Linked DNA regions of Homo sapiens: region 2 is linked to region 1. A link is an interaction called in ENCODE POLR2A ChIA-PET data of the cell type or tissue named here. Cell type or tissue: Caco-2. All regions are shown on one strand. Links, peaks and the distances in the headings refer to the core of each region. The heading gives the core; the rest is flanking DNA.

Region 1 (15,707 bases), core at 2,776-10,775:
TTGTGGCATCTCAACTGTTTGCCAGTATCTCTATCTTTCTGGATTCAGACTGTCCCAGCTCCTCAGCACTATGCAACCTCTGAAATCTCTAGTCAGCTCTCAGTCTCACAGTCGATGCCACTAGTTGTCTTGGAGGCTTGCCCTCCACCTACACATATTAGGAACTAGCCAAAGATTTGAGGTGAATCTTTATGCAGAATGTTAAGGCTTCTCTATGGCTTCTGTAGCGCCATCATCCTATGTCTTACTCCATTTTGTGCTGCCATGGCAGAATACTTGAGACTAGGTAATTTATAAAGAACAGAAGTTTATTTTCTTGGCTGGGCAAGGTAGCCATGCCTGTAATCTCAGCACTTTGAAGGGCCAAGGTGGGTGGATCCCTTGAGGGCAGGAGTTTGAGACCAGTCTTGCCAACATGTACTAAACCCATCTGTACTAAACCCCATCTGTACTAATCCCATCTGTACTAAACCCCATCTGTACTAAACCCCATCTATACTAAAAATACAAAATTTAGCCAAGTGTGGTGGCTAACCCCATCTGTACTAAACCCCATCTGTACTAAAAATACAAAAATTAGCCAAGTGTGGTGGCACTTGTCTGTAACCCCAGCTACTTAGGTGGCTGAGGCACAAGAATCACTTGAACCTGGAAGGTGGAGGCTGTAGTGAGCTGAGATCATGCCACTGCACTCCAATCTGGGTGACAAAGCGAGACTGCCTCAAAAAAAAAAAAAAAAAAAGGAAGAAATTTATTTTCTCACAGTTCTAGAAGCTGAGAGTCCAAGATCAAGGTGCTGGTGAAGGCCTGGTCTCTTCTTCCAGGATGGCACTTGAAATGCTGCATCCTTCAGAGGGGAGGAGTGCTGTGTCCTGGCATGGCAGAAAGCAAAAGGGCAAAAAAGGAGATGAACTCCTTTCATCAAGCCCCGTTAGAAGGGCTCCTAACCCCGCTCACAAGGGGAGGAGCCTCTATGATCCAATCACCTCTCAAAGGCCACACCTCCCAATACTTAATTGGGGATTAAGTTTCAACATGAAATTTTAGAGAGGACAAAAATACTCAAACCATAGCATTGCCCCTAGATCCTAGTTGCTTTACAGACCCAAACACCAGTTTGTATTTTTTTTTAATTTATTTAATTAATTTTCAAGATGGAGTCTTGCTCTTGTTGCCCAGGCTGTAGTGCAGTGGCACCATCTTGGCTCACTGCCACCTCCGCCTTCCGGGTTCAAGCGATTCTCCTGCCTCAGCCTCCCGAGTAGCTGGGATTACAAGGTGTGCGCCACCACGCCTGGCTAATTTTTGTATTTTTAGTAGAAACGGGGTTTCTCCACGTTGTCCAGGCTGGTCTCGAACTCCTGGCTACAAGTGATCTCCCCGCCTCGGCCTCTCAAAGTGCTGGGATTACAGGCGTGAGCCACTGCGCCCGGCCAACAACACTCACTTCTGCTTGGGCTTTGTTGTTCTGTGCCATGGTTCAGCATGATCGTAAATGTGTGGCTCTCCTCATAGATGCCTTTTGGTAATTGTAGCCCTACAGTGATTGCTCTCCTGTGCTTGCAAGTAATTATTTATTTTGTCCAGTTTTTATGGTTTGCCTGTCTGATAATTTTGAAGATACTGCTTTCTGGTGTAGTCAAGAGGTCTGAAGGCTTTCAGTCTTCTTACTTGTAACCTATTCTCTCCTGAAACTCACAGGCTTTTCTCTTTGCAGCTGGTGTTCTGAAATTTCCTTCGAATTTTTTTCTTCCATTATGCATGGTAGATTATAAGATTTCTTTATTTCACAGAAATACAAATAAAGCATAGTAGTTTTATGAAATATATATATATATATATTTTTTTTTTTTTTTTTTTTTTTTTTCCTGAGATGGAGTCTCACTTGTCATCCAGGCTGGAATGCAGTAGCACGATCTAGGCTCACTGCACCCTCCACCTCCCAGGTTCAAGCGATTCCCCTGCCTCAGCCTCCCAGGTAGCTGGGACTACAGGCGCCCGCTACTGTGCCCGGCTAATTTTTGTATTTTTGGTAGAGAAAGGGTTTCCCCATGTTGGCCAGGCTGGTCTCGAACTCCTGACCTCATGTGATCCGCCTACCTCGGCCTCCCAAAGTGCTGGGATCACAGGCGTGAACCACCGTGCCCAGCCGAAATATTTTTATGTATTAAAACAGTTGAAAGTAACTTCAGTATGGTGCAGCTTTTGAGACAGGGTCTCACTTTGTCACCCAGGCTGGAGTGTGGTGGTGCAATCTCAGCTCACTGCAGCCTGGACCTCCTTGGCTCAAGCAATCCTCCCACCTCAGCCCCCTATGTAGCTGGGACTACAGGCAGGCACCATCAAGCTGGGCTTTTTGTATTTTTTTTTTTAGAGATGGGGGTCTCGCCCTGTTGCCCAGACTGGTCTTGAACTCCTGACCTTAAGTGATCCACCTGCCTTGGCTCCAAAGTGCTAGGATTACAGGCATGAGCCACTGCGTCCAGCCCAAGTATAGGTCAACTTAATTATCCGCCTATTTTGCTGTCTAGTCAGTGCCTAACATTTTGACGTTTCCATGTATTGTGTATGTTGAAGATTTTTTTTAAATATAATTTCAACTTATTTGAGATTTGGGGGTACATGTGCAGATTTGTTACATAGATATTTTTATGATGGTGACGTTTGGGGTATGATTGATCATGTCACCAAGTAGTGAGAATAGTACCCAATAGTTTTTGCCTTTGCCCCTCCCTTCCCTACCAGTAGATCCCAGTGTCTGTTGTTACCATCTTTATGTTCGTGAGTACCCAGAGTTTAGCTCCCACTTATAAGTGAGGATATGCGCTATTTGGATTTCTGTTTGTGTTAATTCAGTTAGGTTAATACCCTCCACCTGCATCCATGTTGCTGCAAAGGATATGATTTCATTCTTTTATATGGCTGTGGTTTTAAAATTTATATTACTTGTATTATATTTTAAATGTATTAAAATGTAATTTTTCTTTTTTTTTTTGGAAACAGTCTTGCTCTGTTGCCCAGGCTGGAGTGCAGTGGCACAGTCTTGGCTCACTGCAAGCTCCGCCTCCTGGGTTCAAGCGATTCTTCTGCCTCAGCCTCCCGAGTAGCTGGGATTACATGCGCCCACCACCACGTCCGGCTAATTTTTGTATTTTTAGTAGAGACGGGGTTCGCCATGTTGGCCAGGTTGGTCTCGAACTCCTGACCTCGTGATCCACCTGCCTCGGCCTCCCAAAGTGTTGGGATTACAGGCATGAGCCATTGCGCCCGGCCAATGTTTTTTATATTACAAAAATCATACATTAATGTTGTCTCTTACTGTCTCTATCATATGAGGATCTGCCCTCCCCAGCGTGCATTGTTGTTTTTTTTGTTTTGTTTTGTTTTTTTGAGTACATTCTTGCTCTGTTGCCCAGGCTAGAGTGTAGTAGTGTAGTGGCATGATCTCGCTCACTGCAACTTTTGCCTCCCGGGTTCAAGCAATTCTCCTGCCTCAGCCTCCTGAGTAGCTGAGACTACAGGTGCCCACCACCATGCCCGGCTAATTTTTGTATTTTTAGTAGAGACGGGGTTTCACCATGTTGTCCAGGCTGGTATCAAACTCCTGACCTCAGGTGATCCACCTGCGTCGGCCTCCCAGAGTGCTGGGATTACAGGTGTGGCCACTGCACCCAGCCTTTTTTTTTTGTTGTTGTTGAGACAGGGTCTTGCTGTGTCTCCAGGGCTGAAGTGCAGTGGCATGATCACGGTTCACTGTAGCCTTGACCTCCCAGGCCCAAGCTGTCCTCCTACCTGAACCTCCCACATAGCTGGGACTACAGGTGTGCACCACCACGTCCAGCTAGGTGTTCTGTTGTTGTAGAGACAGGGTCTTGCCATGTTGCCCAGGGTGGTCTCAAACTCCTGAGCTCAAGCAGTCCTCCTGCGTCATCCTCCCAAATGCTGGGATTACACACATGAGCCACAGCACCGGCACTGTTTATGTCACCTCACTCAATCCTAAAATTTTCTTGACCATTAAAGCCAGTCTTTCCATCATAGAGATAACCAGTATGTTTTGTGTGGGGTATCCATGCTCTTTGTTTAATCACTTTTATATCATGAACAGGATTATATAGAATTTTGGGTCATGTTATGTGCATTTTTTGGAATTCTGTTTATTGATGTTCCTGTGGACAGCTTCCTGTGCCTTTTGTTTTCAGGCTTTGTTACTTTGTTTATATTTTAGCTGGATCATTGAAGTTTGTGTTGTTTTTAAAATTTGCCTCTTGTAAAAATTATATGTAGGTTTTTAAACCCTGAAGGTCTTAGTCTTTTAACAGACATTTATCCCATTTTTATTTTGATTACTGATTTTATCTGCTTTTCCTTCTCTGCTTATTTCCACCCTTTAAAGGTTTATATTTTTTCAGTACTTTCCTATTTTAAACAAAAGTTAATCAGAATTTTTCTTCCAAACATGGTACTTTCTTCCTGCCACAACTTCTAAGTTGATGACATCCAGAAATTAGTTTAAAACAACTTCCTTTCCCATTCCATATTTGCATACTTTTAATATGTTTTGCTGGTTTGCTGTTGCTTTTTTTGCACATCCAACTGATTCTTGCTGGGCTTAATTTTGGTTTTGGTACATCTTTGAATAGTGGTAATAATGCCTGATACTTGACATCTATTATGTACTAGTCATCATTCTAGATCGGGGGTGTCAAACTCTGGCTCGTTGTCCAGATGGGCTGCTGCCTTGTTTTTATGTGACCCACAAGCTAAGAATGGTTTTTAATTTTAATGGTTGAGGGGGGGAATATCAAAAGAATATTTTGTGCTGTGAAAATGATTTGAAATAAAAATATGAAACTCAGATTTTAGTTTCCATAAGTTTTTTTTTTTTTTTGAGGCGGAGTTTCACTCGTTGCACAGGATGGAGTGCAATGGCACGATCTCGACTTACCGCAACGTCCACTTCCTGGGTTCAAGCGATTCTCCTGCCTCAGCCTCCTGAGTAGCTGGGATTACAGGCATGCACTACTATGCCCGGCTAATTTTGTATTTTTAGTAGAGACGGGGTTTCTCCATTTTGGTCAGGCTGGTTTTGAACTCATGACCTCAGGTGATCCACCCACTTCAGCCTCCCAAAGTGCTGGGATTACAGGCATGAACCATCGCGCCCGGCCTCCATAAATCGAGTTTTATTGGAACACAGCCATGCCTATTTGTTGACGTGTTGCCTATGCCTGTTTTTGTGGTATGATGGCCAAGTCGGTTTGTTTTAGCAGAGACTACATGTAGCCTGAAAAGGAAAAATCTAGTTAGTTACTTACTTGACCCTTTATAGAAAAAGTTTGTCAACCAACTCATTCTAAATACTTTCAGCCCTTTGAAGATTTGTCTTCTGACTTCCATTGTTTTTGTTGAGAAATTAGCTGTCAGGTTTTTTGTACCTCTGAAGGCAATACCTGTTTTTTCCTCTGGGTTTTTTTCTGAGACAGAGTCTTGCTCTGTCACCCAGGCTCAAGTGCAGTGGGGCAGTCTGGGCTCACTGCAGCCTCCACCTCCCAGGTTCAAGCAATTCTCCTGTCCCAGCCTCCCGAGTAGCTGGGATTACAGGCGCCCTCTACCACACCCGGATAATTTTTGTATTTTTAGTAGAGATGGGGTTTCACCATCTTTGCCAGGTTGGTCCCGAACACCTGTGATCCGCCCACCTCGGCTTCCTAAAGTGCTGGGATTACAGGCCTGAGCCTGGCCACCTCTGGGGTTTTAAATCAGTTTTGTTATATGCTGAGTATTTTTTTTTTTTAATGTACTTATTGTACTTGGGGTTGCTGGTTTTAAAACTATAGCCTGGTGTGGGGTGTGTTGGAAAATTCTCAGCTGTTATCTCTTCAAATATTGTTTCCACTGCCTCTGCTGGGACTCCTGCTGCAAGTATATTAGACCTTTTTAGCTTGTCCCACATATCTTTTAGGCTCCTTAATGTACCTTTTGCATTTCAGTTTAGATATTTACTGACATTTTTTGACTAATCATTTCTTCAGCCATTCTGGCCTGTTAAATTCAACCATGTATTTTTTAAAAAAATTTTCTACCATTTTTATGGCTTGAATGAGGGGATGGAAGGACAGAGATCCTTACTTGTACCTGGTATTTTACAGTTGGAAGTTCATCTTCTGCCTTAAAGAGTTAAAACTTTGACTATTTAAACATCGATGTCACAGAAATAATGCCTATGTGAGCTTTATTAGCACACTGGTAACAATGAATATCTAATGTGCTTGTCTCACAGTACACATCTTGAGAGCAGAAACAGTGTTTATTTTTTGAGACAGTCTTACTCTGTTGCCCAGGCTGGAGTATAGTGGTGCAGTCTTGGCTCACTGCAGCCTCTGCCTCCCGGGTTTAAGCAGTTCTCCTGTCTCAGCTCCCCCACGTAGCTGGGAGTACAGGCATGTGCCACCATGCCCGACTAAATTTTAGTAGAGATGGGATTTCACCATGTTGTCCAGGCTGGTCTCGAACTCCCGACCTCAAGTGATTCCCCCGCCCACCTAGCCTCCCAAAGTGCTGGGATTACAGGTGTGAGCCACTATGCCTGGCCAATAGTGTTTTATTAATCTGAGACACCTATCAAATATGACAGTGCCAGAGATATAGGGGAATCTGAATAAATCTCAACTATTTATAAAAATATATTTTGGAAGACATGAACAAAAACAGTGAACAAGATGTATCGTTGGTGTAATATATAGATTTTCATGATGAATGACATAAAGTTTTCATCTATCCTTTCTATATCACCAAATGATCATCTTAGGATGAATAACAATATGCCATTTCAGGGATCAGTTTCATTCACGGATGTGACTGTGGACTTTACCCAGGAGGAATGGGAACAACTGGACCCCTCTCAGAGGATCCTATACATGGATGTGATGCTGGAGAATTATAGCAACTTACTTTCAGTGGGTAAGGACGGTTTTCAGGTACAGCTCACCATGTGCCTAGAGGTATTTATGTCCTGTCTCAGTGACCAGAAATGAGCTTCTGAATTACTAAATGTTTTTGGCCTAAGTCCTCAGGTATTAAACCTGAGAGATCTTGCAGCCTTTAAAGCTCTATCATCTCCTTTCCTTTAAGGCTTCTGAAGTCCAGGCAATTAGGAGCTATGTCCCATTAGTAAATGGCTGTCAAGCCATATGCAATTTTCAAGTTGGAGCAACCAGAAGAGTTTTGGGTAGCATAGAGTTGTCAATTCAGAACATTCTAAGGGAGATAGGACGGGAGAGAGGGAGAAGCAGAAGCCAGTGGAATTAGTATCCAGACGATTATGAGCAGCTCAGTACCTTTGAAATACTTTTCAGCAATCTGTTTTTCAAATCCCTAACACTTAAGTATAGCTGAGGACAGATGACCTGTACCTCAATCTCTGAAGCATACCTCCAAATATCCGTCTCTCCCTGCTTACCTTTTTTTTTTTCCTGTTTAATCTTATAGATATTTGCCTCTCACACTTGAACCCTGAAACTTTCCTAACATATCTTAAACTTTGTTGTGTCTTGTACATGTACCATTCTTTTCCAGTCCACCATTAATGGGCACCTAGGTTGATTCCATGTCTTTGCTATTATGCATAGTGCTGTGATGAACCTATGAGTGGGCATGTGTCTTTTTGGTAGAATCTTTTTTTGAGACAGGGTCTCATTCTGTCACCCAGGCTAGAATCCAGTGGTGACATCACGGTGCACTGTAGCGTCCACCTCCTGAGCTCAAGTAGTCTTCCCACCTCAGCCTGGAGTAGCTGGGATCACAGACACACACCACCATGTCCTGCTAATTATTTTTTACTTTTGTAGAGACAAGTTCTCTGTAGAACTCCTGACCCCAGGCCAGGCGCCATGGCTCATGCTTATAATCCTAGCATTTTGGGAGGCTGAGGCGGGCAGATCACCTGAGGTCAGTTCAATACCAGCACCAACAACATGGTGAAAACCCCTCTCTACTAAAAATACAAAATAAGCCGGGCATGGTGGCATGTGCCTGTAATCCCAGCTACTCGGGAGACGGAGGTTGCAGTGAGCTGAGATCACACCATTATACTCCAGCCTGGGCAACAGAGACCGACCCCATCTCAAAAAAACAAAAATAAGACCTCCTGACTTCAAGTGATCCTCCTGCCTTGGCCTCCCAAAGTGCTGGGATTACAGGCATGAGCCAGTGTGCCTGGCCAGATGATTTTTAATGGGATTGCTATGTGAAAGGGTAGTTCTGAATTATTTGAGAAATCTTCAGACTGTTCTCCACAGTGGCTGAACTAATTTAAATTCCCACCAACAGTGTATCTTAGCCTTGCCAGTATCTGTTGTTTGACTTAATGAACCTGGGTAACTTTATCCTTAAGATGCTGAACACATTGAAAGAAGTAGGCTGGGCATGGTGGCTCATGCCTGGAATATTGAGAGTATCCCTTGAGCCCAGGAGGTCAAGGCTGCAGTGAGCTATGATTGTGCCACTGCACTCCAGCCTGGGCAAATGAGGGAGACCCTATCTCTAAATAGGAATGGAAGAAAAGTAGGATATGATAGTGAAAACATGTTCACTCTCCCAGCAACTTCAGTAGAAAAAAAAAAGCAATAAAACCAGCAGCAGTTAGTGATCCTGTGGTAAGGGTTGTGTATCTCTTAGCGAATGAGTTTCTGGATTTTACCATTTGCAAGATTCTCACTTAAGAGATTTGGAGCTCTGCTATCTGGTTGTCACTGCAAACCTATGAGAAGTGCTGTTCTCTGGAAATCATTTTGGTAAAGATGAACAGTAGAAAAAAAGGAGAAAAAGCTTAGAACTATGCAGACTGGTGCTGGTTCTACCATAGTAGTCCGAGTTTAGCAAATAATACTATTAGTCGAGATCTGCTTAGGTGTTTCCCCTTAATTCCCTCATCTGCTTACTTTCTCGGTCTCTGTGCTAACTGCAGTGTCCTTAAGAACACTGTGAATCTCCCTCCCTGGCATTGCCAGCCTTCTCATATTGTGTTCTGTTTTCTGTCTCCTTTCACCCTCTCTGCCCACTTTAAGGTCATTTTGTGATCTGGCAATGCTACTTGTATTGATTTTGGTTTTGTTTTGTTTTTTTAACCACAAGCTATTACCTTTCTCTTTCAAAGTTTGAAAGGAAACATTTGCACTGGGAATTTTTTAATATTGGGAGACTGGGTCCCAAACTAAAGAGTCAGCCCTGTGATAGAACACGTGTGAAGACTTCCCATTCGGTAACATTATAGCGGAGGCATTGACAAGGTTCTTTTCATTGTGCTCTCTATTCCTAGAAGTGTGGAAGGCTGATGACCAGATGGAGAGAGACCACAGAAACCCAGACGAGCAGGCGAGGCAATTTTTAATTCTTAAGAACCAAACCCCAATTGAGGAAAGAGGCGATCTCTTTGGAAAAGCACTTAATCTGAACACAGACTTTGTTTCTTTAAGACAAGTACCTTATAAATATGACTTATATGAAAAAACTTTGAAATATAATTCAGACTTGCTTAATAGTAATAGAAGCTATGCAGGAAAGCAGACTGATGAGTGTAATGAATTTGGAAAAGCACTTCTCTACCTGAAGCAAGAGAAAACCCACAGTGGAGTAGAATATTCTGAATACAATAAAAGTGGAAAAGCCCTCAGCCATAAAGCAGCCATTTTTAAACATCAGAAAATAAAAAACTTGGTTCAACCTTTCATTTGTACTTACTGTGACAAGGCTTTCTCCTTTAAGTCACTCCTCATTAGTCATAAGAGAATACATACTGGAGAAAAGCCATATGAATGCAATGTATGTAAGAAAACCTTCTCCCATAAGGCCAACCTCATCAAACATCAGAGAATTCACACTGGGGAGAAACCTTTCGAGTGTCCGGAATGTGGAAAAGCTTTCACCCACCAGTCAAACCTCATTGTACACCAGAGAGCACATATGGAGAAGAAGCCCTATGAGTGCAGTGAATGTGGAAAGACATTTGCCCAAAAGTTTGAACTCACCACACACCAGAGAATTCATACAGGAGAGCGACCCTATGAGTGTAACGAATGTGCAAAAACCTTCTTTAAGAAGTCAAACCTTATCATACATCAGAAGATTCACACGGGGGAGAAACGCTATGAGTGCAGTGAATGTGGAAAATCCTTTATCCAGAACTCACAGCTCATCATACACATGAGAACTCATACAGGAGAGAAACCCTATGAATGTACTGAGTGCGGCAAAACTTTCAGCCAGAGGTCAACTCTTAGATTACACTTGCGAATCCACACAGGAGAGAAACCATATGAGTGTTCCGAATGTGGGAAGGCCTTTAGCAGGAAGTCCCGACTCAGTGTCCATCAGAGAGTTCACATCGGGGAGAAACCCTGAAACTCCAGCCAGGTCTTACTGTGGAAAACTCCTGCCAGAACTCTTCAAGCGGGTGAAAAACCTCATGACAGTATTGAGGGAACATGGGAATTCATACTGAGATGCAATCTCTCAACTCAAAAATGTATTAAAAATAGGATCCCATGAGAACATTATACTGGAAGTTACATGTGATACCCAGCTAAAGAATACATATCAGAATATATCCAGTTGTAAATAGCCATACCCAGTTGTACTACAATGAGCTTTTTAAAATCTTGAATGAATTGAGTATTCTAGACAGCAGCATAAGAAATATACAAACAGTATCCTATGAATTTAGTGGTTTTATGTGGATATGCCACAAAACACAAGTGGTATGCTTTAGATCTGCACATGTGAATTTAGCATAATCACTGGGAATTTGAAATTCTTGTCCTCTGTGATAATTAGGACATAACAAGATTTTCCATACTAAACATCACATGTGTTTTTCAGTATCTCTGCAATCCAGTATGCATTCCAAATGAAATGTGTAACATTTAAAGTAGCATGGAACCTACGTCTTTCCCTACTGCTTGCTGGCATATATCAGTTGGTATGAACATTGTTCTTGAGCTGCCTCTTAGGAAACAGAAGACAGTGTTGAAGTTTTCCCTGCTTCTGGTTTGCTGAAGATTTTCTAGAAGCACTATTTACACAAATATGCAAATGTGAAATAACCGATCTATAACGTGAAGGAGGCAGACATGAGCTGTACTACTCAGTATGCACCACAGAATAAGAGTTTGCCGTGTAAAGACAATATCCCCATTCGTCATGCTCTTATTTTCCCGTGGGATATTTGCATACAAATGCATGTCTGTTACCAAAATATTGTGTAACACAGACAGAAACCACCTGTTTTTGTCTTTCCTTGTTTCCCTTAATATTTCATGAATTGTCTAGCAAAAATGGTAGGATGCTTCTGTAGTTCACAAATGTTACATTTCAGAGACTTTAGAGGAAAAATTATTTTAAATAACTGTCAACTGTTTCATTGCTTTTTAAATTTTTCACGTGCATAACCCCCTTTAGAAGTAAATTTTTACACTATTTTGTTGTTTAAAGGAGGCATTTCTACTTCCTTGAGTTTTGCTGTTGCCAACCTAAAACATTTCCCTTTGGAACATGAGTTATAAGTTATTACTTTTCCTTTACATGTTTACACTTTTATAAAAATCAGATTTTTCAGTGGTCTCTCCAGATATTAACAAGAATTGTTGTGTAACTCAAAGATTTGCTTTTATAGACTTGATTTCAAATTCTTAAGTTCAGCCTTTCCCTATCAATCACAAATCATGTATTGGAAATTATAAATGGCAACCAAAAACTGGCTTTTAAAAAATATTTTTGGATATCATTGATGTGCTGTCACACTATATATTGAGTGACTTTCTGAACAAATTTATCCAGAACATCCATAGCCCAATAAGCTTTTGTCTAAGTTGTCATCTTACTTACTCACAAAGGAGGGGAAAACGTTATTTTCATAGCTGCTTTTAGAAATGTAAATTGTAACAGCCTCCTTGGACAACATTGTGAGTCTGTTTTAACATTAATATACTCTTACAACCTAGGAATCTCCTGGGAATCTATCCCTAAGGAATAAAAAGCGCCAGCACTTAAGATTATATGTTTACTAATGTATATTGTATTTTTTGGTAAGGACCAAAAAAACAAACAAAAAAAAGACCATCAGTAAGGGAATGGATGAATAAATTGTGGTAAAAACATACCATGGCTGAATGGTATTTCCTTGAAAAGAATGTGTGGGAACAAACTCCAAACTTCTCTAGGTCAAATGAGGAAAGCAAGAGGGGAGAGAGAGAGTGTATGTGTGTGTGTAGCAGTTTTTATAAAATAAAGATAAACCCTTATATATGTGTGTCTTTGTATATGATTTTATGGGCCTGGTGAATAGAATTCCTTCCATTTTTAACCTGTGGACCTCACCAGCTTTATCAGTGAGGGCTTTAGCAGTAAACTGAATTAGCGCCTTATGAAAGGATGACTTGGAGAATGAGAGAAGGATTAAGGGAACAAACAACGGATGGTAAGGAATCCAGAGACCAGCAGTGCCAAGAAGCTGTTGTCTCCCTAGGGACCAAAGGAAGAAATGGTGTTTCAGAGCCCAGTGAGAGCCAAAATGTTGGAAGGTCTCTTTCCTGTAGGAGATAGAAAAATAAAAAGGAAGAGTGTCTCTTAAGTGGATGTTGAAGCTCTACAAAGATGCAGCTACTGTGAGAAACACAGAACTGTCAGGAAAGGGAGCAGAGGGGGAAAAGCCTCAGCTCTTTATTGCTGTCTCCTGAAGATGCCTCCATCAACTGAACCTAATCAGAAGCCCGGGTGATGCCGTCCTCCTGGGATAAAGCAGGGTAGAAAGATGGAGGATGGACCAGGAGGGGAAACAGCACAATCAGCAAATCTCCCATCTCAGTTTCAGCCTTGCTGGTCCGACTGTAATGAGGCTTTCCCAGAAGGACCCTTCTTCCCCTATGGTCATTCCAAGTGGCAACTGTTTGTCTCATGCCTCTTATGCGTTTAGAGGTAAGATGACTGACTCTGAAGCCCAATTTCAGAGGAAATAAAAATTTGGGAGTTGTCACAGGGATAATATTTTAAGCCATAAAGCTAGGTGAGATTACCTAGGAAAAAAAAGTATAAAGAATGTCAAGGACTGAGCCCCGAGCACTCACCCCAGTGTTTGCTGGGCAGGAACTGGCAAATGAAACTGAGAAGGAACCACCAGGGTTAGGGTGAAAACCAGTAGAGGGTGGTATCTGAAGCCAGCTGAAAACACTTATTTTGAAGTAGAAGAGTGGCCACTATATCAAATACTAATAATTTGTATGAAGTTGGATATATGCTGAGATTAACCATCAGTGAGGTCATTTTGAAAAAAACAGTTATAAAGGAGTGGTCAGGGTAAATCTAGGAGGATTCAAGATAAACTTGGAAACAGGAGCTGTGAATAAGGGGCCAAGTGTTAAGGACTGAAAAGTCTGAGATTTTGTCCTACTTGCAAGGTAACAAGTTAAGCTACCAGTTTCATGGATACTGGCAGAAGACATACTGTACTGACCTCGAATACACATTTGCTGGGTGGAGTTACAGGAGGGGAGGTCCAAGTTTAGGGAGCCTGAATCTTAAACAGTGGTCTAGAAGTAAATCTATCAAACCTTTGTCTAGAAGGAAGACATATTATACTGGATGCTAAACAAACTGTTGCTCTGGAGAACGGATTACCTATCTAAGGCTATTCATCCTGAAAACAGCCTGTAACAAAAGCCATCACCATATGTACTTGTAAGATAGTGAGAAACGTGAGAAACCCATGGAGAATTGTCTCCCAACACAGAGAAACGGATGGGTAACTGAAGAGATGGGGGCTTTTGAGGATTTTGGTGTTTTAAAATATTAGAAATTCTAGGATAAATTTATATACTCATGGGAACGATAAGTAGAAAAATTGACGCTGTACGAGAAGAGGAGGAGGAGAATGGACTAGAGCAGAGCCTGAGCAGGTGAAGACACTGGGATCCAGGGTACTAGTGAAGAGGTCAGACGCTGGAGCACCAACCAGGAGGAAGGCAGAGCGTGGGCAGAGAAGATGCTAGAGCTTGTGAGTGTTCTTGTCTGATTGCTTTTATTTCCACTGTTAAACTGAAAACATAGTTATTAGCTGAGAGTGAGGATGGTAGAGGTGGTGTGAGACGTTTGGGGGATAGGGAAGAGTGAAAAAATTAAGGAAATGTACGATACACTAAAGGCCCACTTGAGGTTAGTGGTCATGAGTTTAACATAACATCAATTGTCAGGGTTGTATGTTTTGTTCCAGCCACATTCAGCAGAGTTGGATTTAGCCTGGATTGACTGGTGTGAAATACATGAACCATGGGACTTAAGCTGATTAGGTGAAGAGTCACAACTTCAGAGAGGGAAATCAGCGGGAGTGGTTTCAGCAAGATGGCAGAATAGAACTTTCTAGCACTTGACTCCCTGCAGAAACATCAGTTTGAATAGCTTTCCATGCACAAAATTACCTTCACAAGAGCTAAAGAAACCAAGTAAGAGATCACAGCACCTGGGTATAGTGTAGAAATAAAGGATGCGGCCGGGCGCAGTGGCTCACGCCTATAATCCCAGCACTTTGGCAGGCCAAGGTGGGTGGGTCACCTGAGGTCAGGAATTTGAGACCAGCCTGGCCAACATGGCAAAACCCCGTCTCTACTAAAAATACAAAAATTAGCCGGGCATGGTGGTGCGTGCCTGTAATCCCGCCTACTAGGGGGGCTGAGGTAGGAGGATCGCTTGAACCTGGGAGGCTGAGGTTGCAGTGAGCTTAGATTGTGCCACTGCACTTCAGCCTGGGCAACAGAGCGAGACTCCATCTCAAAAAAAAAAAAAAAAAAAGGATGCATTGAAGAGGGCACGAAGGACAGTGTTACATTATTTTTATTACCTCTTCCCCAACCCCAGGCACCATAGTGTCAACAGAGACACCCTCCATACAGGGGAAAGAGAAGAAAGTGAACACTGGACTTTGCCTCCATCCCAAACACCTTCTCACCTGGGTAAAACTCAGAGCTAGGCAGGCCCCACTGCCCTAGACCCCAGGCCACTACCCACAGAGAACTTCCAGGCCGACCCCACCATGAGGTTGAATCCCATAGCCCCAGGCCAGCACAGCAGACTTGGTCTGCTCACCTCACCTCCAGACCAACCTCAGTGGTCCAGGCTCACCAAGCTTCAGGTCTGGTCCCACAGTCGGGTTCCAGGCCTGCAGATGCAAGGCTTCAGGTCTGTCCTGGGTTCTAGACCAGCCCCGAGCCAGGTCAGCACCCCTGGCCTGAGGCTCCAGGCTGGCCCTTGCCTCACCTCAGTCTACAGGCACTGACATGGTGCCAAGGCCTGCCCAGGTCTACCCTAGCACACTGTACACAGCCCGGGGCCTACCCCAGCACCATGTAAGCCCCCATGGAACAAGGGTTCAGGCCAACCCAAGAGGATACAGTTTCCAGGCTTACCTTCAAGGACCCAAGTTCCAGGGTTACCCCTATGCACCCAATCAACAGGTCCACTCCAGTAGATCCAAGCTTCAGGCCCAGTTCTGTAGACTCAAGCACCAGGTCTGCCCATCTGCTGATGCAGGTACCAGGCCATCCTGGCTGAGGACTCCAGCAGCAAACTCACTTGCAGATCACACCAGATGGCCTCCCCAGAATCTCTGGACAGGTTGACTGGTGAAGAGCTTTCCCAGACAATGGCAGTCTGCAGACTGG
Region 2 (15,707 bases), core at 2,881-10,880, 110 kb after region 1:
GGTCCTGGCGGGCAACAGACTCCTGCCTGGCCCAGCTGTCCCAGGGGTTTCCCGGGGACCAACAAAGAGTCTTCCCGACCTAGCCATCTTGGGGGGCTCCCCGAGGGGACAGTACGGACCCCAGCCCGATCCAGCTCTCCTGAAAGAGGATGGAAAGGCGGGGGCAGAGAGGCCGGCTTGGGGGAGCCTCCCCCAGCCGGTGCGCTCTCCCCCGGGGCCGAGGAGGCCCCAGTGAGGCGACCCCCAGTCCGGGAGCCAACGCGGCATCAGGCCCGCAGCGGGCGGGGCGAGGTCGCAGCCGGGCGGGGGACAGCCGGCCCGGGGTCCCGGGCGGCGCGGTACTCACAGGCACGGACATCTTGGCCGCCGCCCCCGGGGCCTGGCGGGCAGCGGCGCCAGCGGGCTGGGGGCTCGGGTCCGCCCGCGCCGCTCAGAGGCCCCGCGAGGGGTCCCGGCGCTTTCCGGCTCCTCCGGCTCCTGAGCGTTCCCGGACGCCGGACTGTCCGGCCGCTCCAGCCGCGCCGCGCATGCGCCGCCCGCGCCGCCCCCCCCACCGTCTCCGCGGCCAGGGACGCGTTAAAGGTGAGGACCCCGGACCTAGGCCTTTTTCTGTCGGCCCAACGCGGCGGGGAGGCGCGGTCTCCTCCGCTCCTCGCCGATCCCTCGCGGGCCACCTCCAGTCGCACCAGCTCTGGGTCGCCCAACCAGTCCCCTCCCCCAACACTACACTGCCCTGTGGCCCTGGCCGGGCTCCTAGGCCCTGTGTCCGGGCGCAGACCGGGAGGGCTCGGCCGGCGGAAGGTGATCGCGGGGCAGCATAGCAGGCCTCCCGGAGCCCCTCTGCCCTCCCCCAGCTGAGAGCGAGCCCCGAGACCCCCAGGGAAGAGGAGCTCCCCACCCCGGAAACAGTCTAGCTCATCCTGGGGTCGCCCTGACAGTGACATCTGACCTGGCTTCTAGGGAGGATCCTGTGTCCCTGTAACCCCCACTCCTGGGCCCACCCTCAGCCCACCGTCCTCCCAGAGGCTGGAAGACGAGCCTTCGTGGGCCTGAGACTTCCTTTCCCCAGGCTAAACACCCCCAATTTCAGCTGTTTCGCATCTACCATGGTGCCCACACATGGCACCTGCAGCCACTGGGCACGTGCATGTTCGTCCCCATCGCTCCACTCCTGCCAGGCAGGCCTTGCTGATGCCCCGTTACATTTCATAGGCCCAGGCACTGAGATCCCTCACCCACTCAAAGGAAGGACCAGGGGTCCGACCCCTCTGTTCTGCTTCCTGGGGACGGTGGGTGAGCATCTAGAGCAAGTGGGGCTGGGGTCCAGAGCACTGTCCCGGAGGTCAGCGCTGCCCACCCCAGGGAGGAAAGACGGAGCCAGCTCCATGAGGCTGGTTTGCCGCAGCCCGGGCTCATGGCGGGGACCTGGGGGCAGAAAGCTCCAGCTGCCTAGGGAATCTCTGTGTGGGTGCCCATGTGGGGGGCGGGCCCTTCTGCCTGCCAGGGATGCTGTGCCAGGAGGCCACGGTGGCTGGATGGAGGAAGCAGAGCCAGGCAGCAGGCTGACTTCCCCCAGCTCCCAAAAGCCCCCAGTAGCAGGTCACCGACTGGGTTTTCAGCCTTTTTCCCCAAGGGGCGTGCAGCCTTGATCTTTTCTCCAGGAGTGTCCCGGTGAGGATCCCAAGAGGCCAGCAGCAATGAGGGGGTATGAGGTATGAGAGAAAGAGGGAAATCCAGGCCTCCCACGAGAGACCCAAGTCCCTGTTCTGGCAGTGATGAGGGGTCCTTCCCTGCTCCAGTAGAGTATGGTTGCCCCTTCACCTCTTGAGTGGGGTTCCCAACTGTGCACATCAGCGTCCGCAGCCCAGTGCTCAGCAAGGCATTGTTGGAGGGGCCAAGCAGGGCCACAGCAAGCCGGGGGGGGGGTGGGGGGCCTGGACCGACAGCTGCCACCTCCTCAAAGGGCGCTCTGTGCATGTCTGGCACGTGGCCCTGCCCGTGCCCACCCGCCCGCATCCAGCTGGCACAGGGGCTCCTGAGCTGGGAGCAGCAGCTCTGCCTGGCGCCCGGGCTCCTGGCCACACGCCCTGCTGTCTCTGATGCCCCCACCCACCACCACCCTGGCCCTCTCCTTTGCTCCTCGCCCAGACCCCACCTCCCTCCCTTGCTCCTGCTTGGGGCCCACTGTTCCTGTCTCCTTTCCCATCTCCCCCATATCTAGGTGCCCCAGCCAGAATGGGGCGGGCGGTGGAGAAAGATCCCTTCTACCTGCCTGGGCACAGGGAAAGGAGAGCCCAAGGGAGGGGCGCAGATGGAGCTGGACCCTCCAATCCATCTCATCCTGCCTCTTACCGCCCCAGGGGCTGCTTATTTAGGGCATCAGTAACTCAGCCCTTAGCAGGGAGAGAGGGGACCCTGGCTAGAGCCCTCACTTACTCTGAGGCAGGGATCCTTGGGTGTGGGCCTGGGGGCAGCCAGAGGAGCCTCACCAGGGCAGTGCATGCCCTCTCCTGACACTACCAGGTGTCTGTGAAGGCGGCGGCTGCTCCTCCCTCACCCACTCCTGGCAGGCAAATGATCCCAGGATGACTCACTCCGTCCTATAGGGAACAGCCTCTGGGGCTTCAAGGCTGGCAGTTCCAACCAGAAGCAACAGCTGGGCTGCCAGAGCAGGTGCCAGCGCCCTGAGAGGGTCCTTGAGAGCTAAGCGAGGCCCTCACACCGGGACTATTTTTGTCCCTGGCCTCTGGAGGGAAAGGAATTTGGACCTGGCCATGGAGTAAATCTGTGCAGAGACAAGCTTCACAACCAGCTCTCCTGACATCCAAGCTGGCCTCTGTCCCCAGGGCCTTGCCATGTCTAGAGGGGCTGAGGGCTGGGAAGTGGCTCCTTATCTCCCTGTACCCCCCTTCAGGTGACCAGGGACTTCTCTGGCAAAGGAGCTCCTGCCCTGGGAGAGTGCAATGATTACCCGGCACTAGTAATAATCTCCCGTCAGGTGGGGCGCAGTGGCTCATGCCTGTAATCCCAGCACTTTGGGAGGCCAAGGTGGGCAGATCACCTGAGGTCAGGCATTCAAGACCAGCCCGACCAACATGGTGGTGAAACTCCATCTCTACTAAAAATACAAAAATTAGCTGGGCGTGGTGGTGCACACCTGTAATCCCAGCTGTTTGGGAGGCTGAGGCCAGAGAATCACTTGAACTCGGGAGGCGGAGGTTGCAGTGAGCCAAGATCGCACCACTGCACTCCAGCCTGGGCGACAGAAGGAGACTCCATCTCAAAAAAAAAAAAAAAAAAAAAAAAAAAAACAACTCAGCATGGAACATGTGGCATTAGTAATGAACCAATACTGATACATCTTTGTTAACTGAAGTCCACACTTGATTCAGATTTCTCTTTTTTTTCTTTTTTTGACAGACTTTCGCTCTTCTTGCCCAGGCTGGACCGCAGTGGCACGATCTTGGCTCACTGCAACCTCTGCCTCCCGGGTTCAAGCGATTCTCCTGCCTCAGCCTCCCAAGTAGCTGAGATTTCAGGGGTATGCCACCATGCCCAGCTAATTTTTTTTTTTTTGAGATGGAGTCTCCCTCTGTTTCCCAGGGTGGAGTGCAGTGGCTCCATCTCTGCTCACTGCAACCTCTGCCTCCCGGGTTCAAGCGATTCTCCTGCCTCAGCCTCCTGAGTAGCTGGGATTACAGGCGCGCGCCACCATGCCTGGCTAATTTTTTTTTTTTTTTTTTTTTTTTTGTATTTTTAGTAGAGATGGGGTTTCAGCATGTTGCTTAGGCTGGTCTCAAACTCCTGACCTCATGACACGCCTGCCTCAGCCTCCCAAAGTGCTGGGATTACAGGGGTAAGCCACCGCACCGGGCCAATTTTTTTCTTGTATTTTTAGTAGAGATGCGGTTTCACCATGTTGGTCAGGCTGGTCTTGAACTACTGACCTCAAGTGATCCACCTGCCTCAGCCTCCCAAAGTGCTGGGATTACGGGCGTGAGCCACTGCGCCTGGCCAAAGATTTCTCCAGTTTTTACCTAACGTCCTTTTTCTGTTCTGGGATTCCAACCAAGATTCCACCGTCTCCTTGGGTTCCTCTGGGCTGTGACAGTTTCTCAGACTTTGTTTTTGATGACCTTGACAGTTTTGAGGTGTGCGGGAAACATTTACAGAATGAAATAAAACATTTATAGATGTCCCTCAATTAGGATTTGTCTGACGTTTTTCTTACGATTAGACTGGGTTGTGGGTTTTGGGGAGGAAGACCCCAGAGGTCAAGTGCCATTTTCATCCCATCATATTGGGGTGCATACTGACAACATGAAGTATGATCACTGTTGAGGCTCACCCTGACCACCTGGCTGAGGGAGTGTTTGTCAGGGTTCTCCACTGTAAGGCGACTCTTTTTCCCCCTGCTTTCTGTAGGGTACTTCCTGGAAGGAAGTCCCTGTGTGCCATCCACAGCCAAGGAGGAGGGAGTTCCTATGCTCCACCTCCTGAGGGTGGACTCTATGGAGATGATTTGGAATTCTTCTGGATGAGAGATTGCCTGTTCTCCCTCATTTATTTATTTATTCAATAATTTATTTATATCAGTATGGACTTATGGATTTTTATTTTATTTTATTTTATTTTATTTTATTTTATTTTATTTTATTTTATTTTTTTGAGACAGAGCCTCAGTCTGTCACCCAGGCTGGAGTGCAGTGGTGCGAGCTTGGCTCACTGCAACCTCTGACACCTGGGTTCAAGTGATTCTCCTGCCTCATCCTCCCGAGTAGCTGGGATTACAGGCACCTGCTATCACGCCCGGGTAATTTTTGTATTTTTAGTAGAGATGGGGTTTCACCATGTTGGCCAGGCTGGTCTTGAACTCCTGACCTCGTGATCCACCCACCTCGGCCTTCCAAAGTGCTGAGATTACAGGCATGAGTCACCCCGCCCAGCCTATTTTTATTTTTTTGAGACAGGGTCTAACTCTTGTCTCCCAAGCTGGAGCACAGTGGTGCCATCACAGCTCACTGCAGCCTCCACCTCCTGGGCTCAAGTGATCCTCCCACCCCAGCCTCCCAAGTAGCTGAAACTACAGGCGTGTATCACCACCCTCCGCTAGTTTTTGTATTTTTTTTTTCTTTTTTTGGTAGAGATGGAGTTTCACCATTTTGCCCAGGCTGGTCTCAAACTCCTGAGCTCAAGTGATCCTCCCTCCTCAGGCTTCCCAAAGTGCTAGGATTAAAGGCATGTGCCACTGCACCAGTGCACTTGTGCAATTTTTTTTTTTTTTTTTTTTTTTTTTTTTTTTTTTTTTGAGACAGAGTCTGGCTCTGTCGCCCAGGCTGGAGTGCAGTGGCGCGATCTCGGCTCACTGCAAGCTCCGCCTCCCGGGTTCACGCCATTCTCCTGTCTCAGCCTCCCGAGTAACTGGGACTACAGGCGCCTGCCACCACTCCTGGCTAATTTTTTGTGTTTTTAGTAGAGACGGGGTTTCACCTTGTTAGCCAGGATGGCCTCAATCTCCTGACCTCATGATCCGCCCGTCTCGGCCTCCCAAAGTGCTGGGATTACAGGCATGAGCCACCGCGCCCCGCCCAGTTTTTTGTTTTTACAGTAAACATACTTTTAAAATTGTGATAAAATATACATAACACAGAATTTACCATTTTCACCATTTTTAAGTGTACAATTCCATGGCATTAAGTACATTCACAATGTTGTGCAACCATCACTGTCCATTTCCAGACATTTTCATCTCTTAAACAGAAATGCTGTAGTCATTAAATGATAACTCTCTGCTTCCAGGCCCCTCAGTTCCTGGTAAACCCCATTCTACTTCTGTCTCTATAAATTTGCTTATTCTCTGTACCTTGGATAAGTGCAATCATATATTATTTGTCTTTTTGTGTCTGGCTAATTTAACTTAACATCATGTTTTCAAGTGTAATTTTTTTAAAGAACAATTTTTGTTTTTTTGTTCTTTTTGGAGACATGGTCTCACTCTGTCACCCAGGTTGGAAGGCAGTGGTGTCATAGCACACTGCAACCTCAACTCCGATGAGCTCAAGCAATCCTCCCACCTCAGCCTCCCAAGTAGCTGGGATCCCAGGCACACACCCCTGGCTAATTTTGTTTTTTATTTTTTGTAGAGGCAGGGTCTCACTATGTTGCCCAGGCTGATCTCAAACTCCTGGGCTCAAGCAATCCTCCTGCCACGGCCTTCCAAAGTGCTGGGACTATAAGCCACCAAGCCGGCAAAGAATAATTTTTTTTTTTAAGGGAAAAATGCAATTGCCAAGTTTTAGGAACTGCAAGTGTCCTAGAAAGTTCCCATGGACCCTCTGGGGCCTGGTGCAAGGGTCTTTCCCAGGAGCTGACATGGGGGGAGGCCAGGGTCAGGGGTGCAGCTAGGCATCAAATGCAAATGTGGAGCCACACACAACAGTCTGTGCAGTCACCTCTCTCTTCCCCACAAGCAAGAGGCAGGGGGAAAGGGATTTTGCATGAAGGCCCATCTTTGGACAGCTGAGCTGGGGCAGACCCTCCAGCTCCCAGGACGCTGGCTGCCGGCCTCCTGTCTTCTAGGATGTTCGCAAACACCCAGAGACCAGAGCCCCTTCCAGGAACAGGCTCACATCCTCTGTCACTGTGACAAGTGGAATTTCACTCTTCGCTGGAAGCAATCCCCAGGGCATTGTGTTTCTGAACCCAGAGATGAAACTGCCCGCTGAATTGTATGCATTCTCTAAATTATTGAAGAGCCGAAAGAGCGGCTGCCACATTGGGGTCACCAGTGCGAGTCCCCAGAGCAGCAGTTTCATGTTCTCAGCAAGGCTTGAATGCCAGGCACCCCCGGCAGCTGCCCTGTGATGTTGCCTGAGGCCAAGGGTCCGCCCAGGGTTGGAGTGGGGGGTGGGGGGCACTAGGAAAATCTCGCTGTTACCCGAGAGTGAGACCGATCCTTGTGAAAACAGGAAGGAACTCACTGTGGGGAGTGAGGTCTGCAGTTTGGCAAGAACCCAGGCTCCTGTCGCCATTGACCTCCAGTGGCAGGGCAGGGCGGGGTGGGGCTGACCTGGGTTCTGGTCCTGCCGTGTGAGCTTCAGCATGATCTTCATAGTCTCTAAGCATGTTTCCTCTCCATGTGTAAAACAGGATCCATAAAGCAGTGAAGCCAGGCGTGGTGGGCTCGTGCCTGTAATCCCAACACTTTGGGAGGCTGAGATGGGCAGATCACCTGAGGTCAGGAGTTCAAGACCAGCTTGGCCAACATGGCGAAACCCCGTCTCTACTAAAAATACAAAAATTGGCCAGGTGTGGTGCTGTGCACCTGTAATCCCAGCTACTTGGGAGGCTGAGGCACGAGGATAGCTTGAACCCAGGAGGCGGAGGTTGCAGTGAGCCGAGATCGCACCATGCACTCCAGCCTGGGTGACAAAGCGAGACTCGGTAAGAAAGAAGGAAAGAAAGAAAGAGAGAAAGAGAGAGGGAGAGAGGAAGAGAGAGAGAGAGGGAGGGAGAGAGGGAGGGAGGAAGGAGAAAGCAGCCAATACCTCACATTGCGGGGAGTGGCCGCTCTATTTTGCTCTGTGAATGGTGCCCCTGGAGTTGTGCACCGCCATGGCCCTGATTGGGACACACGGCATCCACTTCCCGCAGCCCTGGAAGGACTCAGGTATAAGGTGTATGGGGCTGTCTCGGTACCTGGTATGCAGGAAGCTCTCAGTTAAACGCTGATGCTGTGGGGGTCGCGGTCTGACTCAGTCTCTCCAGCCTCACACCACCAGCCTGCATTTCTGCCTCTGGAGCTCCGCTATGGCAGCAGACAGCCCCGCTCCTCCGAAAGGATGCGCCTGTGTTTCTCCATGGAGCTGAACAGACGACAGACTAGTTAGGATGCTGGAGGTTGGCCCAAGTTCTGGTCTCTTGGATAACCTTGGGCAGGGCCTTTATACAAGGCCCTTGGGCTCAATGTTTGACAGGGGAATGTCTGGCAGAAGATTCCAGAGAGAGCTGTACATTTTCCAGATGACAGACCTCCTGAAGCAATGGAGCGATGCTCACTGAGGTCTTCCTGATCCGTCTGGGAAACATCTCTGTGAAAGTCAGGATAAAGCCCGGATATGCGGAGATCGACTCCGACCGACTCCGACAGAGTAGCCGGAGTTGTGGGGCCTTTCCTCCTGGCCTGCCAGGGATTGGCAGAGGCTTCCTGAAGGAGGTGGCCTTGGAACAGGAGTTTAAACGATGAGTCAGGGGCGACTCACCTCCCAGGGTCTACCTCAAAGTACATCAAGAATCTGGCTGCTTCTCCCCACTTCCATGTCTACACCCTGGTACAAGCCACCTCAAATCATGACAATGACCTCCAACTGGCCTTCCCACCTTCACCTGGGCCCCTAAAACTGCTTTTCTGCAGAGCCTTTAAGTAATTTCTTCTTCTTTTTTTTTCCTTGAGATGGAGTTTTGCTCTTGTTGCCCAGGCTAGAGTACAATGGCACAATCTTGACTCACCGCAACCTCCACCTTCCAGGTTCAAGCAATTCTACTGCCTCAGCCTCCTGAGTAGCAGGGATTACAGGCATGTGCCACCATGCCCAGCTAATTTTTATTTTTAGTAGAGATGGGGTTTCTCCATGTTGATCAGGCTGGTCTCGAACTCCCGACCTCAGGTGATCTGCCTGCCTCGGCCTCCCAAAGTGCTGGGATTACAGATGTGAGCCACCCTGCCCGGCCACCTTTAAGTAATTAAAAGAAAAATTATTAGGCCATGTCCCTTTCCTGCTGAAACTGTCCAATGTCTTCTTTGTCCACTCAGAACAAAACCCAGAGATCTACAAGGCCTGACATGTGTGTTTCTCAGCCCCAGGCTGCACACTAAAATCACTGGGGCATTTTAGACGCGTTCAGAGGTGTTCTGATTGAGTGGGACTGGAAGTAGGATTCAGCCATCAATTTCTTCTTCTTTTTTTTAAATACGCCCTTGCTCTATCACCCAGGCTGGAGTGCAGTGGTGTGATCATAGCTCACTGCAGCCTTGAACTCCTGTGCTGAAGTGATCCTTCCATCTCAGCCTCCTGAGTATCTGGGACTACATGTGTGTACCACTAAATCCGGCTAATTAAAAAAAATTTTTTTGTAGAGACAGGGTCTACTATGTTGTCAAGCTGGTCTCTAACTCCTGAGCTCAAGCAATCCTCCCACCTCAGCCTCCCTAAGTGCTGGGATTACAGGCATAAGCCACCACACACAGCTAGCCATCAATATTTTAAATAATAATAATAATATAGTTCCCTGGCTGGGTGCTTCTCATGTGCAGCCAGGGTTGCAAACTCCACTCTTCATGGCTTAGCCTTGCTAGGTTGAACCGTGCTGGCTTCAAGTTGGTGCCTTCCTGCCCCAGGGCCTTTGCACTGCTCTTCTGCCCTTGATACGGGCCCCCAGAGTCTCCTCTGATGCACCCCTTCCTTCCTTCCTTCCTTCAAGGTCTGCTCAAGGTTGCCTTCTCAGGATGCCTTCCCTGATTTACTTTTGGTCATAATGGAAATATTATCTTGTCATAGGTTGCTGTGAAGATTAAATGAGATAATCTAGGTAAAACATTTAGCACAGGGCTGGGTACATGGAAACCAACAAATGGGAGGAATTTTTATTTGTGGTATTTACCACTTCCTGATATTATATATTTACTTGTGTATTCAATAGCTGTCTATCTGCTCCTGTGAACTATAAACTCCGTGAGGGCTGAAATCATCTTGACAAATAGTAGGGGCTCAATGAATAACTTTCATTTTTATTTTTTACTTTTAGAGACAGGGTTTCACTCTTTCACTCAGGCTGGAATGCAGTGGTGTAGTTGTAGTTCACTGCAGCCTCGAGTTCCTGGCCTCAAGCAATCCTCCCGCCTTAGCCTCCCAAAGTGCTAGGATTATAGGCCTGAGCCAATGCACCTGGCCTCAAAAGCGGTAAAATAATCAATCATTCATTGTACAGGATTCCCACACCTGATTTAACCATTCTCTGCATGTGGGTGTTGCGGTTCTTTCCATTTTGGACCAAATAATGTACAAATAATGCTGAGATGAGTATACTTGTAAGCGGATCTTTCTCTGCAATCTGATTACTGTATTTTCTGATAATAAATTCCTGGACATTGAATTACTGGGTCAAAAGTACGAAATTTTTTAAAAGTAGCAATCCATTTAATAACATGTCTTTTGTATTCATAAGTAACAAAAAGGTCCTAAATTCTTCAAAATGTAAAACTAGAATACAAAGCAGGTGGATCACTTGAGGTCAGGAGTTAGAGACCAGCCTGTGCAACATGATAAAATCCCGTCTCTACAAAAAAATACCAAAAAAATTAGCTGGGTGTCAGGGCTGGGCGCGGTGGCTCACGCCTGTAATCCTAGCACTTTGGGAGGCCGAGGCGGGCAGATCACCTGAGGTCGGGAGTTTGAGATCAGCCTGACCAACATGGAGAAACCCTGTCTCTACTAAAAAAATACAAAATTAGCAGGGCGTGGTGGTGAATGCTTGTAATCCCAGCTACTCGGTAGGTTGATGCAGGAGAATTGCTTGAACCCGGGAAGCAGAGGTCGCGGTGAGCCAAGATTGCACTATTGCACTCCAGCCTGGGCAACAAGAGCGAAACTCCATCTCAAAAATAAAATAAATAAATGGATAAAATTAGCTGGGTGTCATGGTGCGTGCCTATATTCCCAGCTACTTTGGGGGCGGAGGCAGGAGGATCTCTTGAGCCTGACAGGTCGAGGCTACAGTGAGCTAAGATTGCACCACTGCACTCCAGCCTGGGTGACAAAGTGAGACCCTGTTTCAAACAAACAAAAAGCCTATAATACAATTCAGAGACATAGGTGGCAACTTCAATTTATTCTAATAGCAGGTTCTCTTTTTTTTGGGAAGTTAAAACACCTCTCTTGGAGAATCTTTCTTTCTTTTTTTTTTTTCTTGGGGGGCGGGGTGTGGGGACTGAGTTTCGCTCTTGTTGCCCAGGCTGGAGTGCAATGGTGTGATCTTGGCTCACCACAACCTCCGCCTCCCGGGTTCAAGCGATTCTCCTGCCTCAGCCTCCTGAGTAGCTGGGATTACAGGCATGCACCACCATGCTCGGCTAATTTTGTATTTTTAGTAGAGACAGGGTTTCTCCACATTGGTCAGGCTGGTCTCAAACTCCTGACCTCAGGTGATCCGCCCACCTCAGCCTCCCAAAGTGCTGGGATTACAGGCGTGAGCCACCACACCAGAGTCTCGCTCTGTTGCCCAGGCTGGAGTGCAGTGGTACGATCTCGGGTCACTGCAACCTTCGCCTCCCAGGTTCAAGCGATTCTCGTGCCTCAGCCTCCCGAGTAGCTGGGATTACAGGTGTGTGTCACCACACCTGGCTAATTTTTGTTTTTGGTAGAGACGGGGTTTCGTCCTGTTGCTCAGGCTAGTCTTGAACTCCAGGGCTCAAGTGATCCACCCGCCTCAGCATCTCAGAGTGCTGGTATTACAGGCATGAGCCACACCGTGCCTGGCCAAACCCCACTTCTTTTTTTTGAGACGGAGTTTTGCTCTGTCGCCCAGGCTGGAGTGCAGTGGCTCGATCTTGGCTCACCACAACCTCCGCCTCTCTGGTTTAAGTGATTCTCCTGCTTCAGCCTCTCGAGTAGCTGGGATTACAGGCACACCAAGCCACCACGCCTGGCGAATTTTTGTATTTTTAGTAGAGACGGGGTTTCACCATGTTGGTCAGGCTGGTCTCGAACTCTTGACCTTGTGATCCTCCTGCCTCAGCCTCCCAAAGTGTTGGGATTACAGGTGTGAGCCACCCAGCCTGGAAAACCCCCCTTTTTAATGGAACAGAACTCACTTACCCTGAGAGGTGAGAGGATAGAGGGATTCAGAAAGCACATTCACAGCAACTCACAGATGAATGTACCACAAGGCTGGGCTTGAGTGAATCTGGGTCCCTGGGGCAGCATATCTCTCCCCTGTCCAGATGCTGCCTTCAGAGACAGAGCCCTGGGCTGATATGGCAGAAGGTTCTGGAATTCAGGGACAATCTAGTTCCAGTCTGTTCCTTGGATGGCCATTCTCCTCCTAGTTCAGGTAGGTCTCTCCCAAAGCACCAGGCTCTCTGCTCAGACAGGCAGGGCTTCCTCGATGAGTCCTCTCCTCTCAGAGGGTTCACATAAGCAGAGAGGGGCACACCTGCCCTGTCCAAGTGAGAGAACTTTCTGGGAGGTAGCTGGGCATTCCATTTTGTGGCCTTGAAAATACGTGCCCTGCCCAACACAACAAACTCACTCATAGAAATAATCTAGAAAGAATCAGGGATGTGGATGGCCGGGCGGGGTGGCTCACGCCTGTAATCCCAGCACTTTGGGAGGCCAAGGCGGGCGGATCACGAGGTCAGGAGATCGAGACCATCCTGGCTAACATGGTGAAAACCCGTCTCCACTAAAAATACAAAAAATTAGCTGGGCGTGGTGGCGGGCACCTGTAGTCCCAGCTAGTCGGGAGGCTGAGGCAGGAGAATGGCGTGAACCCGGGAGGCGGAGCTTGCAGTGAGCAGAGATCGCGCCACTGCACTCCAGCCTGGGCGACAGAGCAAGACTTCATCTCAAAAAAAAGAGAATCAGGAATGTGGAAAATTATCAAAGGGCTAAAGCAGTGCACCACAGCATCATTCATAATCACAACAGTGGGTGACCTGAATGGCCAATGGTGGAAGATCGGTAAAATAAACCATGGCACAACCACAAATGGCATATGCTCTGCAGCCCTTAAAAACCGTGTGCTCGGCCAGGTGCAGTGGCTCACACCTGTAATTCTAGCACTTTGGGAGGGTGGATCACTTAAGGTCAGGAGTTCAAGACCAGCCTGGCCAACATGGCGAAACTCCGTCTCTACTAAAAATACAAAAATTAGCCAGGCGTGGTGGTGAATGCCTGTAATCCCAGCTACTCAGGAGGCTGAGGTGGGAGAATCGCTTGAACCTGGGAGGCAGAGGTTGCGGTGAGCCAAGATCATGCCACTGCACTCCAGCCTGGGCGACAGAGCAAGACCCTCCCTCAAAATAATAATAATAATAATGTACTCAAAGAATGTTGAGAATATTTAATAGGGAAATGCTCAGCGCGTAGCATTTGGTTAAAACTGCACACACCAGGGCAGGCTGATAGGACTGTGATGATGGAAATGTTCTGCACCTGCCTGGTCCCTTATTCCATAGACAATAACCATAGGCCACTAATGAACACATGAGGTCTTGGACTAGCACAACTGAAGAACTGAATTTTACATTTTAACAAATTTAACATTTAAAGAGCTGCAGGTGATAGTGACTTCTGTATTGAATTGCACAGGTACACTAAATCCCAAGTATGTTAAGAAAAGGTGTGGGTGGCTGGGCGTGGTGGCTCATGCCTGTAATCCTAGCACTTTGGGAGGCCAAGGCAGGCAGATCGCTTGAGACCAGAAGTTCAAGACAAGCCTGGGCAACATGGCAAAATCCCGTTTCTACAAAAAAAAAATACAAAAACTAGCCGGGCGTGGTGGTGCACACCTGTAGTCCCAGCTACTCAGGAAGGTGAGGCAGGAGAGTCGCTTGAGCCAAGGTCGAGGATGCAGTGAGCTATGATTGCAGCACTGCACTGCAGCCCAGGTGACAGACCCTGTCTCAAAAAACAAAAACAAAAACAAAAAAAGGTATGAAAAACACATTAAACACATAAAAAATGGCTGAAATAATATTCCAAAGTGTATACAGTAGTTTTCTCTGTTAGGAAGGTTATAGGAGATTTAAATTTTCTTTCATTTTTCTGCTGTCAAATTCTCAATGAATAGATTTCTTCTCCATCAGAACAGCAGAGGAATATCAGGAGGAGAGAGAAGGAGGGAAGAGGAGAGCCAGTAGAACTCAGGTTGGCAGGAAGAGCCCAGCGGGGCTGCCCTGGCTGAGCTGGCAGGAGCGGGAGCCGCGAGAATCCGCCTAGCTCAGGGCTTGTTTTGACAGGAGTGTGGTGCGTGGGGGCTGGGTCTCCAAGCGGCAGGGCAACCTAGCTGACACACTGCAAACTCGGCTTCGCTGGTGTGAGTGTGTGTGTGCACATGGGTCCTGCCATCTGTTGCCCACCTGGCAGGAAAGTGTTGTCTCTTCAGCTGTATTTGTTGGGTCTTCGGTGGATTTTGTTGTCTGAATTTCTCACTTGCTTCTCAGGCCTGACTTCAGCTGCTTCTCCAAGTTACCAACAACTTTTTTTTTTTATAAAAACATTTGAGACAGAGTCTCGCTGTGTTGCCCAGGTTGGAGTGCAGTGGGGCAATATTGGCTCGCTGCAACCTCCACCTCCTAGCTTAAGTGATCTTCCCACCTCAGCCTCCCAAGCAGCTAGGACTACAGGTGTGTGCCACCATGCCTGGCTAATTTTTTTTTTTTCTTTAGACAGGATTTCACTCCTGTCACCCAGGCTGGAGTGCAGTGGTGTGCTCTTGGCTCACTACAACTTCTGCCTCCCGGGCTCAAGCCATCCTTCTGCCTCAGCCTTCTGAGCAGCTGGGACTACAAGCACACACCACCACGCCTGGCTAATTTTTGTATTTTTAGTAGAGATGGAGTTTCACCATACTGGCCAGGCTGGTCTTGAACTCCTGACCTCAGATGATCCACTGGTCTCCCAAAGTGCTGGAATTACAGGCATGAGCCACTGCACCCGACCTAATTTTTGTATTTTTTTGTAGAGACAGGGTCTCACTATGTTGCTCAGGCTGGTCTCAAACTCCTAGACTCAAGTGCTCAGCCCACTTTGGTCTCCCAAAATGCTGGGATTACAGGCGTGAACCACTGTGCCCGGGCGCCGACCCCCACAACTTTTAGGAGACTTCAGCCAAGCTCTTTGAAAGTAGGAGGAAGTTCCTGCAGGTGAGTCTCGGCAGACATCGGGGATGGAACCTAGGCTGACTTATTCATTGTGGCTTTGCTGGTGCAGCAGTTTAGGAATTTCAGTTATTTGAAGTGGCAAGGATAAAGAAAGATGTAATTTTCCTAAATATATAGCTGGAGGCCTTTTAATTATTTTACTGCTAAGGAGGTCATAAGCACTGGTTCTCAAGCTTTGGAGTGCCGAAGAATCACCTGGCTGCTTGTTAGAAGTAGAGATTCCTAGTGTTAAGCCCCAGGGATAATTTAATCAACCCCCTCATTTTATAGACAGGCCAGGGGAGGCAGAGGGCCAAGCCATGTGCCCAAGGTCACCAGCTGGTCAGCAGCGCCGGGATTAGGATCTGGGCATCTGATGTGGGTGTCTTTCACTAATTGCCTTGCCTCTCAATTCGCTTGTGTCAGTTGTCTGCCTTAAAGGAAGAGTTAGACAAAAGTGGGCTGTGAGGTTTTTTTCCCACCACCAACCAATTCTCCATCACCAACTGGATGTCCGACAATTCAATTCTGACACTACCCAGAATTAGCATACACCCCACAGGTTAAGGACTTGGTCCCACAAGACTGCCCACACTTCTGACACCAGCTACAAATGGAGTGTCCAGGCTACTCATACTTCTGCCCAGCTGACTATAAATTTGGAGGTTCCCATGAACCCTTCTTCCTATTGGGTTTTTTGTTTTGTTTGAGACAGGGTCTTGCTCTATTGCCCAGGCTAGAGTGCAGTGGTACAATCTTGGCTCACTGCAACCTCCACCTCCTGGGC

The links. Peaks named below come from ENCODE experiments on the same cell type or tissue, not always from the same donor. Only the 100,000 strongest peaks of a DNase experiment are listed, where the experiment ranks them.
Region 2: POLR2A ChIA-PET joins it to region 1 with 9 read pairs; 2 of 35 experiments call an interaction of 5 or more read pairs at or near these places.

The regions. Positions count from the first base shown.
Region 1 is chr16:75,159,934-75,175,640 of GRCh38, forward strand. It overlaps ZFP1 (ZFP1 zinc finger protein), which reads left to right. Exons shown (of 4, transcript NM_153688.4): 3 at 6,837-6,963; 4 at 9,320-12,301. The coding sequence ends at 10,401. Among named protein-coding and RNA genes, the nearest start is that of ZFP1, 19 kb to the left of the region's middle. In Caco-2, for the core only: no CTCF peak of the experiment used is centred there; no DNase peak of the experiment used is centred there.
Region 2 is chr16:75,265,479-75,281,185 of GRCh38, forward strand. It overlaps a transcript of BCAR1 not described here. Among named protein-coding and RNA genes, the nearest start is that of BCAR1, 22 kb to the left of the region's middle. RefSeq lists silencers at 1-48, 299-368, 439-558, 739-798 and an enhancer at 6,597-7,135. In Caco-2, for the core only: no CTCF peak of the experiment used is centred there; a DNase peak (open chromatin) is centred at 6,775.